Linked DNA regions of Mus musculus: region 1 is linked to region 2. The links are chromatin loops, found by intact Hi-C in ENCODE. Cell type or tissue: heart. All regions are shown on one strand. Each heading gives the region's core, and the rest is flanking DNA. Links, peaks and the distances in the headings are about the cores only.

Region 1 (10,326 bases), core at 982-8,981, 1.8 Mb after region 2:
CTTTTTTTTTTCTGTAGACTAGGCTGGCCTTGAACTCAGGGATCTGCCTTCCTCTGCCTACAGAGTGCTGGAAGTAAAGGTGAGCGCCACACCTTTAAGATGAAGCCAAACAAAGAACCCATATCTCATTTGTCATTTTCTTCCAGTAAGATCAGTACACAAAGTGCCTGTCACTCCCAGAGAAAGCACTCTCACCCTGTACTTGTGTGTGCCTGTTTGAGACTGAAAGGGAGCTGGAAGAGGGATAGGGGTGGGGGAAGAATCTCAAAAGAGACACTATGAGTACCCTTTTCAAAGAACACCCAATCAGGGCCATGATTGGCTCCTGGATTCCTGGATAGTGCTTGTCTTAGGTTTTACTGCTGTGAACAGACACCAGGACCAAGGTAACTCTTATAAAGGACATTGAATTGGGGCTGGCTTACAGATTCATGGGTTCAGTCCATCATCATCGAGGTAGAAATATGGCAGCATCCAGGCAGCCATGGTGCAGGAAAAGATTCTCCATCTTCATTTAAAGAGTTCTACTTCTGCATCTAAAGGCTGCTAGCGGAAGTCTGACTTCCCGGCAGCTAGGACAAGGGCATTAAAGCCCAGGCCCACAAGGCCATACCTCCCAGCTGTGCCACTCCCTGGGTCAAGCATATACAAACCATCACTGTGCTGATGATAGACTTGGGGAGTAACTTGATTCTCTTGCATGCACTTGCAAATCCAAAGTGTGTGCAGGGAACTTTTAGACTTACAAATATGTCCCAGCATGGGTGTTGAGGCACAGCAAGCCAGTTTTATGTTTAGGGTTTCGTGTATGTGTGTGTGTGTGTGTGTGTGTGTGTGTATGTGTACAGATTTTATACATATAGTTTATCTTCCATGAATATATGCTGTTATTGCTCCTCTTTTTAAAAAGGTTTTTTTATTCTTATATTATATACATATGGGTATCCTCCCTGCATCTGTGTCTAAACCATGTGTATGAGTAGAACCCAGAGTCCAGAAAAGAACATCGGATCCTCTGCAGCTGGAGTTTCCGACAGTTGTGAGCCGCCATGTGGGTGCTGAGAATCGAGCCTGGTTCCTCTGCAGGAGCAGCCAGCACCATCTCTCTAGCCCCATTTCTTGTTTTTTAATTGTTCATAGTCATTTAAAAATACACCTTATTAGGAGTTGAGTATATATTAGTTGTCTGTAATTCAAACCACCTATATACTTTTCTACATTTTGAAAAGGTAGAAATACTTTATTTTGTAGATACAGAACTGTCTGCCTAAACTAGGGTTTTTAGAGGAACAGTCAGATCATCAGAACATGCCCATTTTTTGGAAACAGGTTGATTTGCTTAATTTTTTTTAGTAAGGGTCTCCTCTAGCCCAGGCTGGCTTGAAATTGACCCATTCCTGCCTGTACCTCTTAAACGCTGAGGTTGGCTACAGGCATATGCTACCACGCCTGGCTGAGACTTTTTTAAAGAATGGCTTCTTCATAGTACATTGTAGATTAATGTCCTGGTAGCAATACTGGGATTCATTGTTCCATTCGTTTTCAACTGAGTTAACAAAGCAAAACCATTTTCTAGTCCTTTATATGCCATCTAGTCACATGGCATATAACATATAAATGCACCCATACCAAAGAGGGAAAATGTGTCCACTAGAGAACTGGGGTCCACCCCTAGGAGGGCCAGCGTGCAGGTGGCCCTTTCCACACACAGCTGAAATGACTCGGGATATCCTGAGCTTTGGAGGTGTGGGTGGCTAAATCAAGCCCCTGTTTCTTTCCTTCCACTGTTTCCTTTATTTTCACTTTCCACTTCCTGCTCACCCTCTGGATACAGCAAAGTCTCCACAGTTGTCCAAGCTGTAGCACTCAGTCCTCCCAGACAGTCCCTCCCCCTCTCTCCTGCCTCCCTCCCCTTTCCTTCCCCTACTCTTTCCTTAGCACCTACCAGTGTGGGACAGTTAAATGGGACATGTGATTGACAGCAACAGTTTCAGGGTTTTGTTTTTTCAAGATAGGGTTTCTCTGTGTAGTCCTGGCTGTCCTGGAACTCACTCTGTAGACCAGGGTGGCCTCGAACTCAGAAATCTGCCTGCCTCTGCCTCCCAAGTGCTGGGATTAAAGGCATGCGCCACCACAACCCAGCAAACACATAGGGAAAAGTAAGGAAAATTTCCCAAAAGTAGGAGAGATTACAAGACAGGACTACCCATGTGCATTTTTTTATTCGTTGCATTTGTTTGTGTGTTTGGTGTGTATGAGGGTGGGGGGGGGGGGTCGGGGGTATCTCACAATATAGCTCTGAGCTCCTGAACTCACAGAGATCCTCCTGCCTCTGCTGGGATTAAAGGCATAAGTCACCACAACCAGGCTTAAAATCTCATTTTAATGAATTTTACATTCAGTGTAACAATACTATGTTACAAATAGTATACTGCTACCCAAACACTATTAATATTAAAATTTCTCCCAATAATGCTAAGTAGGTTGTGTACAGGCCTTCAAATTTGTTTTGGGAAGTCAGTACATTGTAACTGTAAGCATCCAATAATTGGTTTGAATTGCAGTGGGCCCGGGGTAGAGCTCAGGGCTGGAGCTTATACTGAGCATGCACGGGGTCCTGGGTTCAGTCACTGCACAGAAAGAAACAAAAGCAATGTACGAGAGGAAATACTTTGAGAGTTACAAAGCAGCGGTCCAGAGACGGTAGCGTAGCTGTATGGTTGTGGCGTGCTTGTAAGACGGGGGCGTGCTGTGCTTCCGAGATCCCCTGCCTCTAATCCCTCTCAGCTGGGGTTACAGGTGTGCACCACACTATTTCTGAATAGTTGTGAAAAGGCGCTTAGTCTTTCTCAACTTCCCAGGGCTGCTGGCCAGAGTGGATTTCTGGCTCGAATCTTGTTTGGTACCAGGTGGCCCGGAGGACACTCAGCATCTGTTGGAACGACTGGGGATGGGGCAGAGGTGGGATGGTTTGAAGGAATAGCGGGGATCCTTTTACATGCACAAGGAGAGAGACAAGCGGGGCGAGCGGTGTGGGAAAGCAGAAGTTGTTCATCAGCATGCGAGTCTTTAACTGTAGAATCTGTTTAGGGACTCTCCGCAGTGCTGTCATTTATAGTGTGATACTTGGTAAATTTTGACCTGCCACTCTTCCCTCCTCACAACTTGAAAAGCATCACAGTACACACTCTACTCTCTCCACATCTCCTCTTAGCTTTCTTCTGAGTCACTGTCACTCTTGTAAACATCCATCCTTACAAGTCTGACGTCATGAGAAGAGAGTCGTGTTTGTGTTCTGGCCATTCTCAGAAGCAGAAGCACTTACTGTAACAGTCAGAGCTGACCCTGTCTCTGCTTGCTCTGTGCCAAGGGCTGTACTGGCACTTTATAGGTCATTTTATCCAATGCTGAAGTAGCTAAGGGTGTTTCCCATTTGTTAGTGAAGAATGGACAAAGGCAGAGGTAGGTGGATCTCTGTGAGTTCCAGGCCAGCCAAGGCTGAAAAGTGAGACCATCTTAAAAGAGAGGGAGGGGGAGGAATGGACATCAGACAACAGTTAAATGGGTAAGGTTGCTCAGTTTGTGTGTTAGCCCCAGGACTCGCTGGGAACCTTCTGCTTCCAGAGATGACTTGCTCCACCAAGAACCTTCCTTCCCTTCTGCATCTGGAGTCTCGGCCTAGACTGGGCCTGTCTTTCAGGCAACAGCCCCTTAGAGTTCCTTCTCCGCTCATTAAAATCATATTCTGCTAAGAATGAATGAATGAGTGAGTAAATGAAACCTGTAAGTCATAAATGTGATAGAATAGTGTATATAGCCTATCAAATACCTATACATACATCATATACATACATACATATACGTACACACAATACTGAATAGTCCATATGTGACTGGGTCCTTGGAACTTTTTGAATACCTATGGTTGTTTGTGTTGTCCTTGTTTTTCTTCAGCATTTCCAGTAGTTAACACACTGTACTTACCCTGGACGTGTTAATGCCGAACTCATATCTATGGAAAAAGTACTATGGGAAGCTGTGATAGAAAGGGTCATAAGAGAAGACCATCTTAGGACACATAGCAAGACCCCTTCAAAAAGGAAGGACGGGAGGGAAAAGCCAGATAGAATCAAGGCAGACTTTCTCCATGTATCCTTGATGCCCTAGAACTGGCTGTATAGACCAGGCTGGCCTCAAACTCAGAGATCCACCTCCTTCTGCCCCCTGAGTGCTGGAATCAAAGGCGTGTGCCATCACTGCCCAGCTACAATTTTTTTTGATTTTGTTTGTTTGTTTTTGAGACAGGGTTTCTTTGTGTAGCTCTGTCTGTCCTGGAACTCACTTTATAGATCAGGCTGGCCTCGAACTCAGAAATCCACCTGCCTCTGCCTCCCGAGTGCTGGGATTAAAGGCATGCGCCACCATGCCTGGCTTACAATTTTGTTTCTTAAGACATACCTTTAGCTTGATTTTGTAGAACTGAAAAAATTTGAAGGTTGAAGATTTTAAACAGTGGAAAATATCTTTTTGTGTATTGAGCGTGCTTTTAGCATTACATTTCTATACCAATAAGCATCTATTGAGACTGGTATTTGGTAGGTACTATTTTGAGCAACATCTATAAATAATATGCAAAACACGTGAATTTCTTCTCTTGGGGCTGTGTTCTCTGCAAAGCTGGTAATTTAGTTTCATTTTACAGCTGAGCAAATCAAGGTGAAGGGAGGATAAATTTCCCACAGACACTTGGTAGCTAGCTGCTGATAGCTCTGTGTGTGTAAGCCCTTGCTTGCTGCCACTGAGCCATGAAGCCAGTTCTACATCCCAAGGTAGAAGCCATTTCTGGTCTTAAGCTGGTTAATTTTAATAAGTAACGATGAGACATTGCCGTCCTCTGGTGATATTTGCTTCTGACAAAATAATGATAACTCAGCTTCCTGGGCCCAATCATTTTATAATTGCTTACTGTCATCTTTGGTTAATATCTGCAAACTGACAATGAGCTTACCAAGCATATTGTAAACCTCAGATTGAAGAAATCTGACAACTGACGAGAAACCTAGTAGATTTTGGTTATGGGAAGAAAGATATTGGGAGGGAGGTGGCTGTGACATAATCATAGTTTTGTACAGTAGTAAAATGATGACAACTAGTTCAAGATACCCTTTTGTGCCAGCAGTCGATAGTGAAATAGGAAAATATTTTTCTTAAGTTGTGAAACTGTAAGCCCAGAAAGAAGCACTAGGAAAGAGAATTTTATGAGCATCTGCAAGTTGATTTAGTTGCACAAATTGATGATTTTTAAGGCGCCCTTATGTGCAGAATAGGAATGAACTAAAAACAGGAGACAGCTTTGTTAAGTAAAGGAGGGATGAGCAGTGGAGCTCTCTGTACACGACTCACAGGCACAGAGCCCCGTGTTCATCCCCAGCAGAGCATAAAGCAGCTGTGGTATTGCAGACCTGGAATCTTAGAACTTGTCAGGGGCCTCCAGAGGATAATTTCTGAATATTCTCAGTTACATAGTGTGTTCATGCCACCTTGAAATACAGGAAACCCTGTCTCCAGAACATGGAGAGAGGGGAAGCCTAGGGATATAGTTTAAAGGTGAAGTGTTTGCTACTCAAGCAGGAGGAGCCAGTTTTGGTCCCCAGAATCAGTGTGAAAAAGCTGGGTGTTGTAACACATGCTGTAAGCCCTGCAGAGAGATGGGTGGATCCCTGGGGCTCTGTCTAGCCAGCCTAGCCTGTTTGGTGAGCTTCAGGCCAAAGGAGAGACCCTGTTTCAAACAAGGTGAATGGCACCTTGGGAACAACACTTGAGATTGACCTTGGGCCCCTGTACAGACCTCATGTTGTTGAGCTGTGGAGCTGAGTCTGCAGAGAACTTGCCTTACAAATCAAAGGACCTGTATTCAATTATCAGGGCCCTATGTAAACCAGCTGGACCTGGCAGGGAGCCTGAGACTTGTTGGCCAGCCAGCCTAGCTTAATTGGTAAACTCCAGGCCAATGAGAGCCCCTCCACATGAAGGAGTGTGTGACACACACACACACACACACACACACACAGAGTAAAAGTGCAATATTGAGTGAAAGGCTTTGGAGAGTTTTTGTTTGTTTTTGTTTTGGGTTTTTGTTGTTTTGAGACCGGGTTTCTCTGTGTAGCCCTGGCTGTCCTGGAACTCACTCTGTAGACCAGGCTGGCCTCGAACTCAGAAATCTGCCTGTCTCTGCCTGCGGAGTGCTGGGATTAAAGGCGTGCGCCACCACGCCCGGCTTTGTGATCTTATTTTTAAAGTAAGGTAATAGTTTTGTCCTTCCTTCCTTCCTTCCTTCCTTCCTTCCTTCCTTTTTTAAAAAAGGTCTATGGGACTAATGGTGACCTCATTTTCTATGTAAAGTTTGGTCTTTCTGCTTGAGATTCTATGTATGTGCCACCACACCTGGCTCTAAGATAATACACAAAATTCAGAAGAGGTGTCTTAAACGGAAGGTAAGCAGGGACTGGAGAGATGGCTCAGCTGATACACACTTGCTGCTCATACCTCGGACCTGGCTTTAGTTCCCAGGAACTACATGGCAGCTTACAACCATCTGTAACTCCAGATCCTGGCATCTGATGCCCTTTTCTGGTCTCCTCAGAATCCAGGAACTAAACTGGTGCACGTACCATAGCTGGATACAAGCAAACTCCTTACACACTGTCTTAGTCAGGCCTTCTATTCCTGCACACACACCATGACCAAGAAGCAAGTTGGGGAGGAAGGGTTTATTCAGCTTACACTTCCATGTTGCTGTTCATCACCAAAAGAAGTCAGGACTGGGACGCAAACAGGTCAGGAAGCAGGAGCTGATGCAGAGGCCATGAAGAGATGTTACTTACTGGCTTGCTTCCCCTGGCTTGCTCAGCCTGCTCTCTTATAGAATCAAGACTACAGCCCAGAGATGGCACCACCCACAAGGGGACCTTCCCCCTTGATCACTAATTGAGAAAATGCCTTACAGCTGGATCTCATGGAGGCACTTCCCCAACTGAAGCTCCTTTCCTTATGATAACTCCAGCCTGTGTCAAGTTGACACACAAAACCAGCCAGTACAATTGACCCCTTGTCAACTTGACACACAAACACATCACTATTAAGCCTTAACCCTTACTTTCTTATTCATCCCCAAGATCTCAATAACTTTAAAAGTCCCACAGTCTTTATATATTAAAAGTTCAATCCCTTTAAAATATCCAATATCTTTTAAAATTCAAAGTCTTTATACAATTAAAAGTCTCTTAACTGTGGGCTCCACTAAAATACTCTCTTCCTTCAAGAGGGAAAAATATCAGGGCACAGTCACAATCAAAAGCAAAAATCAAACTCCAACTGTCCAATGTCTGGGATCCAACTCACGATCTTCTGGGCTTTTCCAAGGGCCTGGGTCACTTCTCCGGCCATGTCCTTTGTAGCACACATCTTGTCTTCTAGGCTCCAGCTGCCTGTACTCCACTGCTGCTGCTGTTCTTGATGGTCATCTCATGGTACTGGCATCTCCAAAACACTGCTGTCTTCCTCTGTAACTAGGCTTCACCAACAGCCTCTCATAGGCTCTCTTCATGGTGCCAAGCCTTCAACTCCTTTGCATGACCCCTTCTGTCCTGGGCCATCAATTGCAACTAAGGCCGCACCTTTACCAATGGTCTTCCATGGCCTATCACAGTGCCGAGCCTCAGCTGCTCTGCATGACCCCTTCATGCCTTCAAAACCAGTACCACCTGGGTGACTCTTACACATTACCAAGTCCTGCTGCAGCACTAAGTAAAACCTTGGTTATCTCTGAAACACAGCCTCTGTGCTCTCAGAAAACACTTCCCAGAAGATGTCACCTCAATGATGCTGGTCTCTTCTTAATCACCGCTAATTTCTCAGCTCCAGCTAACCAGCATCAATAGTCCCAGTAATGCAAAGTTTTCACTTTAGTGGTTCTAGTATCTTGTTAATCACAGTTGATTCTTCAGCCCCAGCTAACCAGAACCACAGAATCTTCCCAATCAAAATAGCAATGAACCTGAAAAGAGTCTTTAAGTTTCCCTCTGAAATTACACAAGCCAGGCCTCCATCTTCTGCACTGTTCTCAACATTATCTTCCATGCTCCTACACAACATCCCACAGAGCTCTTAACACCGAATGGATCTTCTGGCCTAAAGTTCCAAAGTCCTCCCCAAAACAAAACATGGCCAGGTTGTTACAGGAATACCCCACTATGCTGGTACCAATTTGTCTTAGTCAGGGTTTCTATTCCTGCACAAACATCATGACCAAGAAGCAAGTTGGGGAGGAAAGGGTTTATTCAGGTTACACTTTCCTTATTGCTGTTGATCACCAAAGGAAGTCAGGACTAGAACTCAAGCAGGTCAGGAAGCAGGAGCTGATGCAGAGGCAATGGAGGGATGTTACTTACTGGCTTGCTTCCCCTGGCTTGCTCAGCTTGCTTGCTTGCTTGCTTGCTTGCTTGCTTGCTTGCTTGCTTGCTTGCTTGCTTTCTGGGGGAGGGGGGTGGGATTTTCGAGACAGGGTTTCTGTGTAGCCCTGGCTATCCTGGAACTCACTCTGTAGACCAGGCTGGCCCGAACTCAGAAAACCACCTGCCTCTGCCTCCCAAGTGCTGGGATTAAAGGCGTGTGCCACCACTGCCTGGTCAGCCTGCTCTCTTATAGAACCAAGACTACCAGCCCAGAGATGGTCCCACCCACAAGGGCCTTTCCCCCTTGATCACTAATTGAGAAAATGCCTTACAGCTGGATCTCATGGAGGCACTTCCCCAACTGAAGCTCCTTTCCCTGTGATAACTCCAGCTTGTGTTGGAATTGACACACAGACCCAGCCAGCACACACACAGAAAACAAAGACAATCATTGAAAGGAAAGGCTGAGAACTGTTACTATTGCAGTTAAATTGGAAACTAAAGACAGTCAGGAGAGACAGAAAGTGGTAGCCCCTTGTAAGTCTTGGTCTTCCCTTTCTCCAGCTGAGCAATAGTTTTACAGATACTAGTTAATTCTTTGCAGAATTAAAATTGTGCATTGAAATAGTTCTTTCTGTTTGTTCTGCTTTTTGGGTGTTTTGTTGTTTTATTTTGTTGTCGTTGTTTGAGAACTGGCTTCTCTGTGCATCCCTGGCTGTCCCCAGATACACTCTGTATACCAAACTGGCCTCACACTCACAGGGAGCCACCTACCTCTGCCTCCCAGTGCTGGGATTAAAGGTGTGCGCCATGGCCACCACCACTTGGCCCATGAAGTACTTATTTAAAATATGTCACAATGTATCATTTTACAAGTTGACTCCCCCTTCTTTTACCTGTCTCCTGCTTCTGCGTGTATCATTTGTTCTTAATTTAGACATCCCCCTGAGTAAAGGGGACTGAATGAGGTGGGTTCCAGCTCTCCCCAGTTGAGACTTCAGGTCATGGTGCCTGAGGGATTTGTGTTAGCCCTTGCCACTACACAACAGGAAAACTGTACCCTGGGTTCTCTCTTTCTCAGAAAAATGCCGTTCATGAAAAACCTGGGTTCAGTGTGTAAGTTGAGGGACTGAAGTGGCAGTGACAGTGTGTAAGTGACTGAAGTGGGTAAAGAAATGGTTTGGGAGACTTTAGGGTGTGAACTGAAAAAAATTATTTTTAAAAAGACTCTTCAGATAAGGGAATTGAAGCTCCTGTTGAGGATCTTTCCAAGAGCCTTGTCTGAATACCTGAAGATGAAGAATGTCAGAGAAAACACAGCTTCGGGTGGGGTGGGGTGGGGTGGGGTGGGAGCACCTAGACAGAGCAGTGTGGAGGAGCAAACCAGCCGCCTGGCCTTTGCATGTTCCTGGGCCAGCTCCTTGTGTGTATGAGGAGGGACCAGTGTCTGCTTTGCAGGATGCTCAGAAGAGTTCCCTGTGGCATTTGTTAAGTCCCTAACAGAAAACTGAAATTCAGTGAGTGACACCATTCTGTTGAGTAATTTTCCATCCTGCACTACAGGGGCATTAGCCCCTCACAAGTCAGCATCTGTCTTGTAATAGCCACATCTGAGTGTGAACCACAATCCACTGTAAGAGAAATGTAACTTCCAACTGAGATGTGCATCGTGCTTGCTCAGAGTCACTCTGTAGAAAGGCCAAGCTGTGTGAGCAGGCTGTGGTGTCCGTCGATCCACCCGTCCATCCGCCCTGCTCATGGACAGATAGTACAAATGAGAAAAAAATAGTTCAACAGAGCTGGTAATTACTGTATACATGAGAATAAGGTAATTTTTTCTTTATATTTTGCCATGATGGGGACTGGACTTAGT
Region 2 (10,326 bases), core at 1,491-9,490:
TGCTCACCAAGATGACCACACATTTGGAGAGATGGGTATCTGTCTAAATAGTCAAATATGTAAGTAGCTACAGAAGAAAAATCTCTTGAGAGCAGAGAGCAAGAGATTGATTTCTGGCATCAGACTGTGTGTGTATGTGTAGATACAATTTTGATGCAAATAACATAGTTATCACATTGAATTGTTAAAATCACTCAAACTAAAGGAAAATATAATTAGGAAGGATGTTCAACTCCTTTCTGAACAATAGTGAGCTATCTATTCACAGCCTTTAGCTAAGTACCACGGATGTTTTGCTGACTTTGTAGCAATCCCACAAATCATATCTTAGAAGTGGGCATTTCTTCTCACCTTATAAAATTAGTCCAAGGAGATACATCTACAGAATACCCCCAACACTTGCCACTTAGGGAACATGGTGGAAGAGGGGGTGGGTGGAGAGATGGTACCAGCCAGAGGTGTTTGCTGTGAGATTGTATCTCCTAGTAATGTCAGATGCTACACCCAGAAACTCTCACCAACATGATTGCCTAACCATGAGGAGGAAAAGGGCATGCCAAAGTGGATTGGGAAAGTCCATGAGGCCTTAACTCTACACAGAGAACTACAGGCAACTGAGGAAGGCTGAGATCAGAAGAAATAGTCTTCTCCAGGGAGGAGCACACCAATTATTTGTCCAATACCAAATAGAAAGCACTGAAAATATGGATAGGAGTAACATTATGCAGATGGAAATATTTAGAAATGGTATATACACACATACTTATGTGTATAGATAGATGCATGTCACAACTATTTATCCAAAGAGGGGACATGGATTTGAAAGAGTGAGGGGGTTTGGAGAGAGGAAACAGAGGGAGAAAGAATATAATCTCTAAAATGAAATAAAAATGGAAAACTTAATCATTGCAATGATAGCTTTTTTCTTTTTTTTTTTTTTTAAAGACGGGTCTCTCTCTCTCTCTATGTAGGCCAGGCTGGTCTTGAATTCAGAGATATCGCCTATCTGTCTCTTGAATACTAGAATTACTGGTGTATGCTACTATACCTATAACCTTTTTTAACGATTGTCATGCCTTTTCTTATCAAAAGCACTTTATTCTACACATGTATTCCTTTTTTATTCATGGTTTCCATTTTCTCATATCTGATTATCATAATGTTATTGATATTCACTGTTATTGAGATAGACCTTAGAATAGGACATTGAATCACTCATTTCTCAGTGTTTCTGCTTTTCCTCTAGTCTTAGACTGGAGTTTTACTCTAATCCAAACAACTATAGTCAATGTATGTATGTTTTAAAACTCTGCCAGTTACTCTAATAGCTTTTTTTAGTAGATGTGTTCAGGGTGCATCACAAACCCACATGGACCCCAGGATAGCAATGAATACAGATGAATTTGTTCTCAGATGACATATCAAAATTTCAAGACCTTGGACACCTATTGGGATGGTTTGTGTATTCTTGGGCCAGGGAGTGGCACCATTTGGAGGTGTGACCTGGTTGGAGTAGGTATGCCTCTGTGGGTGTGGGCTTAAGATCCTCACCCTAGTTGCCTAGGAATCAGTGTACCATGCCTGCCTGGATGCTGCCATGTTCCCACCTTGATGATAATGGACTGAACCTCTCAACCTGTAAGCCAGCCCCAATTAAATGTTGTTTTTATAAGACTTGCCTTGGTCATGGTGTCTGTTCACAGCAGCAAAACCCTAACTAAGACACCTATAGACAGTACACACAGAAAATTCACAAATATTATTCAGAGATCATCACGGCAGCTATTACTCAAGGGGGCTGGAGTTGTGTTATGTTCAGTCTATATAGCCTTTATGAGATCTAGGTTTGACTTTTTGCAAGATTATAGATAGCATATTAGGGTGGTTTTTAATTGCCTCACAAATTCCTAATAAAACAATGCATATGGAGGAACTATTTGTGGCTGCTGGTTTCTCAGGTTCAGTCCATCATGCTAGAGAGGGTACGGTAGAGCAGGTTATGTCAGAGGGAACAAGAAGCAGAAGTAAGTGTGGTATATGCACCCAGAGCCACCTTCTTTGTCCTCCTTTTATTCCATTCCAGCCTCGGCCAGTGAGATGGGGGACTCAGATAGAAGGAGTCACTTTCCTTCTTAGTAAATTGTCTCAAATACCCTCATGTTATTTGATACAACTTTTCTTGGGGAGATGTCTATTCATCCCCAGATAGGGAACACATGACAGCCCAAAGAAAGTAAGTTGGTGAACCAATGAGTTTTATTGAGATTACTTATAGGAGCAGAAATGACTCAAAGACAGGTATATCACCAAAATCCTCCCAAGCATGGGTGACAGCTCACAAAAGCTGGGAACCTGGGACACAATGCCCAGCCTGTAGGCAGCTCAAAAGTTTGGAAAGGAATGTCTGTTCTAAGTATCTCAGTGGTTCTAAATCTCTTTCAGGCAGCTTATCTGGTCTCAGAGTCTTCTTTGCAAGGCTGGCTTGTCTGAGAGTGACGCATGCCTTTTATTGTTTTCTCTGGCAGGTAGAGGACCCTAGAGAATGTGGTAAATTTCAGGGACTTCCTGAGTTAGTTTGAATTGTTTACTCTTTCTGATTACTGTTTCTGTCCCTGAAGGATGGAATGTTTCAATCTCAGAGGAAATTGTTTTTTTTTTTAATTTTTATTGGTTATTTTATTTATTTACATTTCAAATGTTATCCCCCCTTCCTGTTTTTCTCTTCACAAGCCCCCATCCCATGCCCCCTTCCTTCCATCTTCTATGAGGGTGCTCCCCTCCACCTACCCCACCCACTCACATCTTACACCCTAGCATTTCCCTACTGTGGGGCATCGAGCTTTCACAGGACCAAGGGCCTTCCCTACCATTGATGCCAGATAAAGTTATCCTCTGCTACATATGCAACTAGAGCCATGGGCCCCTCCATGTGTATTCTTTGGTTAGTGGTTTAGTCCCTGAGAGCTCTGAGGTATCTGGTTAGTTGATATTGTTGTTCTTCCTATGGGTTGCAAACCCCTTCAGCTACTTCAGTCTTTCCTCTAACTCCTCCATTGGGGTCCCACTGCTCAGCTCCATGGTTGGCTGCAAAGATCCACATCTGTATTGGTAAGGCTCTGGCACAGCCTCTCAGGAGACAGCTATATCAGGCTCCTGTCAGTAAGCACTTCTTATCATCAGCAATAGTGTCTGGGTTTGGTAACTGTATGTGGGATGGATCCCCAGGTGGGACTGTCTCTGAATGGCCTTTCCTTCAGTCTCTATTCCACACTTTGTCAGAGAAAACTACTGTTATGTAACACCTCAGACATACCTGAAGGGACACGATCCCACTTGAGCGGGAGGCTCTGGCAGGCCTTGCCCTTTTATACCATTTCTTTAGTCTTGCTGAAAACCATTAGATTACATTCCTAAAACTAGCCACCAAGGTCTAATTACTTATTTGGCCACTTCTTCCTCCTAAAGCTGACTACCAAAGTCCAGCTATGAGTATTGAAGAGCAGCAATCAAAAGCTTTCTTTATCTCACCTAATTAACATGCCCAATTAAAATGAAACACCTCATTCTAATATGGGATTTTCCCTTTTCCCTTTATAAATTGCCATTTGCCTATAAGCCACATCTGTTTTCTATCTACAGGCAGTCCTTTCTCTTCCAGGACAAATACCCCTGCACCCTCTCTCTTGTCCCCTTTTCCTTCTTCCACATCCTCTATCTCTTAACCTCTGCTCTTCTGAGGCAAGTAAATATCTCCTTTTTGTTGAGAATTTGGTCTTGGGGCTTCTGAGCAGATACCATAACTTACAACACCCAAGTGTGCCTCACCAATCTAGATAATTCAGAGTCTAGTCAAATTGACAATACAACGAGTCACCATAGATAGAAGTCCTAATACGAGGAGGCACCTAGCATCTGATTTTCTACTGTTGTCTTTTGTTTATTTAAGACTGGGTTTCCCTGTGTAGCCCTAGCTGCCCTGAAACTTACTATGTAGACCATGCTGGCCTCAGAGATCTGCCTGCCTCTGTCTCCTCCATGCTAGGATTAAAGGCCTCTGCCACCACACCCAGTTTTATTTAATTACTATATGTACATATAATGTATTACACATAGCTAGTTGCAGTGATGTTTATTTCATTAGTGATTGCAAAATGGTGATGTCTTAGTTGTATGGCTCTTTGACTATGGCACATTGGCATTACCAGTTACTTATTTTGGTACCTCTAAGTTACAATTTGAATGGGAAAGACAGAATAAGTGATCGTTTCTCTCTATCCAAGTGTTATAAACCCCAGTATGCTAGGATGTACCGGCTCTTGTGAGGTGGACGCATGAGGGTCATGGAATTCTAGAGAGTCAAGAATATACTTTTTGAGAAAGTGAGGCTTTCCCAAGAAATAAAACCAAAAGTGGTAAATGTGACTGGCTGGTCTTCTACTATCATCCAAGGGATTCTGACAAGCAGCTCAAACTACAAGTCTACGTGTGTAGACTTGCTTTTACATTCTATAGGATGGTTCTTTGGAGTATCCAGGGTGTTTTCACTTCCTACCTTTCAGTAGGCTTACTCCAAGTTATTTTCCCTGAAGATCTCGTACTACTGTTTGTTTGGTTTGGTTTTTCTGTGTAGCCCTGGCTGTCCTGGAACTTGCTTTTAGACTACGCAGGCCTAAAATCCAAGAGATCTGCGCTTCAGCTTCCCAAGTGCTTGGATTAAAGGCATGTGATGCCACCACCAGTGGGCAGTGACTTTTGTCAAACATCATCTCAGTACTTGTCTTCTCATTCACCTCCATTCCTGGTTACTGGAATGCCCCGCAGATCTTCATTCACCTCCATTCCTGGTTACTGGAATGCCCCGCAGATCTTCATTCACCTCCATTCCTGGCTACTCGAATGCCCCTCAGATCTTCATTCACCTCCATTCCTGGTTACTGGAATGCCCCGCAGATCTTCATTCACCTCCATTCCTGGTTACTGGAATGCCCCGCAGATCTTCATTCACCTCCATTCCTGGTTACTGGAATGCCCCGCAGATCTTCATTCACCTCCATTCCTGGTTACTGGAATGCCCCTCAGATCTTCATAAAGTCTTTGTATGTGCTTTCCGAAGACAATTAGTGCTTATTTGTTATTGTCTCTTATCTTTTACCATCAGTCTTCACCTCCACAGGAGGGCCTCTGTACTAGCTTTTCTCCATAAAAAGGGGTCTTATCACTATAGCAACTGTCTGTCTGTCTGTCTGTCTGTCTCTCTCTCTGTTTTCCAAGTCAAGGTTTCTCTGTGTAGCCCTGGCTGTCTTGGATCTTGCTTTGTAGACCAGGCTGTTCTTGAACTCAGATATCTGCTTGCCTCCTCCCTAATGGGAGGATTAAAGGTATGCATCACCCTTTTCTAGCTAGCTTTTTTTTTTTTTAATAAAGTTCACAATTTTCTTTTTCCCTTTTGTCTTTTTTCTTCCTTTCCATTTTTTTTTGTTTGTTTTTCTTTTGAGCTAAGGTTTCACTGTAGCCCTGGCTATCCCAGTACTGTTCACTCTATAGACCAGGCTGGGCTCTAACTCAGAGATTCCCCTGCCTCTGCTTTCAGAATGCTGGGTTTCAAGGTGTGCACCACCACTCCTGGCGTCAGCACAACTTTCAATTTGTTTACTCAAACCTTGGCTGCCTTAACTAGAAGATAAACTCAGACTTCCTTTGAGGGAGAACACATTTGTTTGTTTATTTTTGAAGCAGGGTTTCTGTGTAGCCATGGGTGTCTTGGAACTCAATCTGTATGCCAGGATGGCCTCGAACTCACAGGGATCCTCCTGCCTCTGCCTCTGCCTCTGCCTCTCCAGTGCTGGGATTAAAGATGAGCCCAAATACCACCCAACAATAAAGCTATTCTTAACCCCTGGTCCTAGAACAATATTTAAAAAGAAGTAGTAGACACTACTAATCAAATAAAAGAAAATTAAATATATAAAAAAGACATAGCCGGGCAGTGGTGGTTTATGCCTTTAATCTCAGCACTTGGGAGGCATAGGCAGGCGGATTTCTGAGTTCGAGGCCAGCCTGGTCTACAGAGTGAGTTCCAGGACAGCCAGGGCCACACAGAGAAACCCTGTCTCGTAAAACCAAAGAAAGACATAACACCCTTTCTGATGGTGTCTCACACTAACCATTCAAGGCCTTCCAAACGTTTCTGGTGAGATGTCTGCATCCTTGAGCTGTAGGAAGCACAGCAGAGAAGCCTAAATACCGATTATCCTCTGGAACGAGGGCGGTTCCCTGGACGTCAAGTTTGCGCGCGGGGCGGGACGACGTGCCGAAGTCACGCCCTCTTACGTCCCGCTTCTCGCTCCAGTCCCCGTCCCCGCCTCCGCCCCCGCCCCGGTTCCCCGCACTGTGACGTTCCGCGAGAGGCACAGAGCGTAAACAGCGCAAGGCATTTCGGGAGCGGGATTGTTTCGCGCAGGAAGCAGGCTCCATTTTAGCGCCGCCCGGCGTCGCCATCTGTGTCTCTCTCCTCCCCCTTGTCTCTGTGGTGGCCGAACCCCAACAGGAAGGCTGAAGCCCGCGCCGACCGAGGCCAGAGAGCCAGGCGGGAAGAGAACCAGAGCACGGGAGGAAGGGTTGCGCGTAGGAAGCTGAGTGGAGCAGGTCAGGTCGAAGCGCGCGGCCCGCCGGACGGACTGACGGACGGACTCGTGCGCCTGCGGCCGCGTCTGCGGCGCCCGCGCGACTCGCGTCCCGGCGGCGGCGGTGGCGGCGGCGGAAGCCGGAGGGCAGCCATGGCGGCCGACAGCCGGGAGGAGAAAGGTGAGTGTGGAGGACGGGGCCTCGGGGCGGCCGGGCGAGGGGACCTAGGAGCCGCGGCCTGCGGGCGAGGCGGGAGGTTAGGGCCTCGCGCAGAGCAGGCGGCCGCATCGTGACCCGCTCCTTGCGAGGCCTGGCCTGCTGGGCCCGGCGTCCTCGTCTCTGCGGCGGCTCCCACCTCGACCAGGGCTTTGCTTCTCTCGTCACTCCCGGGAGCGGTTGGGAGAGGGCTTGCTTTGAGGAACTTGCCCCCGGGCACGTTTCCTGGCCGGATTATGCGGATGTAATGCGTATTTTTCTGAACTGTCGTCTTTTTGGTTGACTTTTTTCGAAAATAACGTCACAGTTAGCATTGTTAGACTAGTGAGTAGACTAGTTTAATTCATTCAGGTGGATTATTAATCATGAGAAATACCTGTAAGTAGCTTCTCACTGATCTTTTGGATAAGCTAAGAATCGCTTCTTTTATTCCTCGAGTATTTACTTTGGAAAGAAAGATATTAGGAAAAAAACAAACAAACAAACAAACACCCATGCCCCTTCTTCCAAAAGTCCTAGCAACGGATCTCCCAGAATAGTGCAGAGTTCTCAAAAGATTCAGCGAGGAATACGTAGGTGGAGGCTAGAGAGACTTGGAAAGATAAAAAGAAAACATTTTAGTTGATAAAATGTCATTTCTTCTGAAATACTATATAGAGACCACAGATGCCAGTATAGGATCCAGACCATAGAAGATACTCGTCTAGATGGGATGCAGTCTTGAGAGAGTTCTCAGCTCTGGGACTATCGCGACAGTCTTAGAAGAAAATAGTGCACACTTGCTGCCCTGCATTTCACAAATCTCTGCTTGTGGCTCATTAAATTTGAGGTGGAGATTTGTTAAGTGGGCTGAACAGTCATTAAAGCTTTTTTCCACTTTTCTGGTCTGTCTTGAGTGGGAATATGTTTAAAGATCTGTCTTTGTCATAAGCATCCTCCCCCCCCCCCCCCCCTTAGGGACATGGTTTCCATGTAGCCCTGCCTGTTCTGGAACTTGATTTGCAGACAGGCTGGCCTCAAACTTGAGAGATCTGCCTGCTTCTGCCTCCTGAGTGCAAGGCATGTGCCATCACTGCCCAGTTGAAGCAATTCTCGATGCACACATTGCAGTTTATTTTTTATTCTGAAACTAAACCTGTTCCTCGAGACATTCTGAAGGACTGTGAAGGAAGAATTCTGATAGTGAATAAAGGACTATCTTATTATATAAAGTCAGTTGTAAAAAAAAAAAAAAAAACCTGAAGATCCTTTCAACCTTTGATTGGCAGGATAAGATTTATGACTTAGTAGTTTTGGTGGCTGCCATGGTAGATGAACCAAACACAAAAGCGATTAAAATTCAGTTGTCAGTATAGTTTCTATTAAAGTGAAGATAATTTAGAAATCAGTAATATACAACAATGCACAGTGAAGTAATGATCATTTGCTTTTAGAAGTGGACTTAATATTGAAGATGCACTTTAAACACAAAAACTCGATTATTGAGTTGTGATGTCATTCGTCACCAATGCTTAGAATATTTGGAAATAGTTTTTTAAAACTTAATTTTTCTAATTGTGCTTTATTTGAATTTTCTGGTACAAGTGACTTTTTTATAGTTAAAATCAAGATTATTTCTCTATACTAGCAGCTAGTAAATACCTACTGGAAGTGCTTAGTGTTACTTGATCATTGTCACTCACCTATGAAAGTCAGTATTAAAACGAATAAGTACCTTTAATCCCAGCACTTGGGAGGCAGAGGCAGGCAGATTTCCGAGTTCGAGGCCAGCCTGGTCTACAGAGTGAGTTCCAGGACAAGTCAGGACTACACAGAGAAACCGTGTCTCGAAAAAACAAAAAACCAAAACAAAAAAACCGAATAAGTAATACTTAAAGAAAAGTGAGAATGTTAAGAGAAATTTGTATCATTTGTTATGTGTTTAACAGGAAAGTACGAAGATTATAAGAATCTTAGTCATAATGGTGGCAATGTAGGCCTTTAATCCCAGCACTTAGGAGGCAGAGGCAAGTAGATCTCTTGAGTACAAAGCCAGCTTGGTTTACAGAATGAGTTCTGGAGCAGGTAAGATTCCTTTTTATGGGAGAAGAGAAATGTCCCATAAAAAGGAATCTTAATCATGCTAAAACTTAAGCCTTTAATAAATTCATAACTTTTGGAAACTCTTGATTAAAAAACAAGTCTCAGAAAATAAGAAAGTTGCAATTATGCGTGTTAATCACAATGAATTTTAGAGTCATAGGAATTCTTAATTTATTGGGCTTTGTAATAAACATCAATTCCTGTAATGTTTCAGTTAATCCTCTATACTTGGATAGTCTACCAGCTCCCTGCTATTTTTGTGTTGATTTGTCCAAAAAGTTGACTGTTAATGTGAGTTTTTTAAAAATAATACTGGGAAACAACAGCACCTTGTGTATTCCATGGATTTTTCTCTATGATGAAGAAATGCACATCTTTTCTGATAAACATTTTACATGAATTTTATTTGAATCCCTACAGGATATAGTCTACAAAGAATAGTTAACCCAAAATGTGTATGAATTTTTGCTTTTGTAAGTAATTGTCTACATTTCCAGATCGAAAGCTTCAGGAGGGCAAGGGGTGTGATTGTCTTGTTTGTAGGTATCTTTTAAAGTATTGTGTCCTCTGTTCCTTAAATATTTATGTGGTTCGACTTTAATGAATAACAGCATAAGCATTGTAAAGTACAGAGCTGAGTTTTACTTACTCTCATGCATCATACACACAAGCTTCTGTGTATATAGCGTGTATAAACCTGTATACATGCTGTGGCTAGCACTGTTGGGAGCTAGTTGCTTGAGGAAGGGCTCTATAAAACAGTATGGGTTTGATTTACATCTCCTTTCATTTTGGATCTTGTTTTAGTTTACTGGTAGTAGAAGTGGGAAAATAAAGAGATACTATCTTTGGGTGCCAGTTGGTTATATGGAAGGTGGAAAATATTGATGGGAAGGTCTCTCTTCAAGTCTCTGGACATCATTTAGAAGAATAGTTGTTTTCAGGCTGGAAGTATAGCTCAGTAGCAAAGTATAGTTGTTTGCTTTTGTGAAAACCCTAGTTTGGTTCCCAGAACCCACATGTCAACTACCATTGTTCCTTACTCCAATTCCAGGGTCCAATGTCTGATATCCACCAGATTTGCTCATAGTCCACACATGTTTACATGTAGGCAAAACACACTGACACATTTAGAAGAATGGTGTCTTTTAATGACTGAAATTTATTTGAGGGATTATCCTGATGTAAATATACTTTGCTTGATAGCAAAAGGAAGAGATTGCTGGACATCCTGTTGCCTTGTTTTTACCTCACTGAAACTGTCATAAGTGAATTGAAGAAAAATTCCTGGCCTGGGTTTGAAAATGTGTATTTAACATCTCAGTTTTCTTTTCTTTTTTTTTTTTTTTAAAGATTTATTTATTATTATTCATTAGTACACTGTAGCTGTCTTCAGATGCACCA

Evidence for each region. A loop is a pair of places that touch in the nucleus more often than their neighbours do. Peaks named below come from ENCODE experiments on the same cell type or tissue, not always from the same donor. Only the 100,000 strongest peaks of a DNase experiment are listed, where the experiment ranks them.
Region 1: it touches region 2 in a loop (6-fold over the local background); 3 of 42 quality-filtered maps call a loop at or near these places.

What each region holds. Positions count from the first base shown.
Region 1 is chr5:88,570,284-88,580,609 of GRCm38, forward strand. All of the region lies in intron 1 of Rufy3 (RUN and FYVE domain containing 3), which reads left to right. Among named protein-coding and RNA genes, the nearest start is that of Gm42107, 9.9 kb to the left of the region's middle. In heart, for the core only: no CTCF peak of the experiment used is centred there; no DNase peak of the experiment used is centred there; H3K27ac peaks cover 406 bases.
Region 2 is chr5:86,797,788-86,808,113 of GRCm38, forward strand. It overlaps Ythdc1 (YTH domain containing 1), which reads left to right and starts at 6,479. Exons shown (of 17, transcript NM_001347375.1): 1 at 6,479-6,804. The coding sequence starts at 6,777. In heart, for the core only: no CTCF peak of the experiment used is centred there; a DNase peak (open chromatin) is centred at 6,414; H3K4me3 peaks cover 2,562 bases; H3K27ac peaks cover 2,008 bases.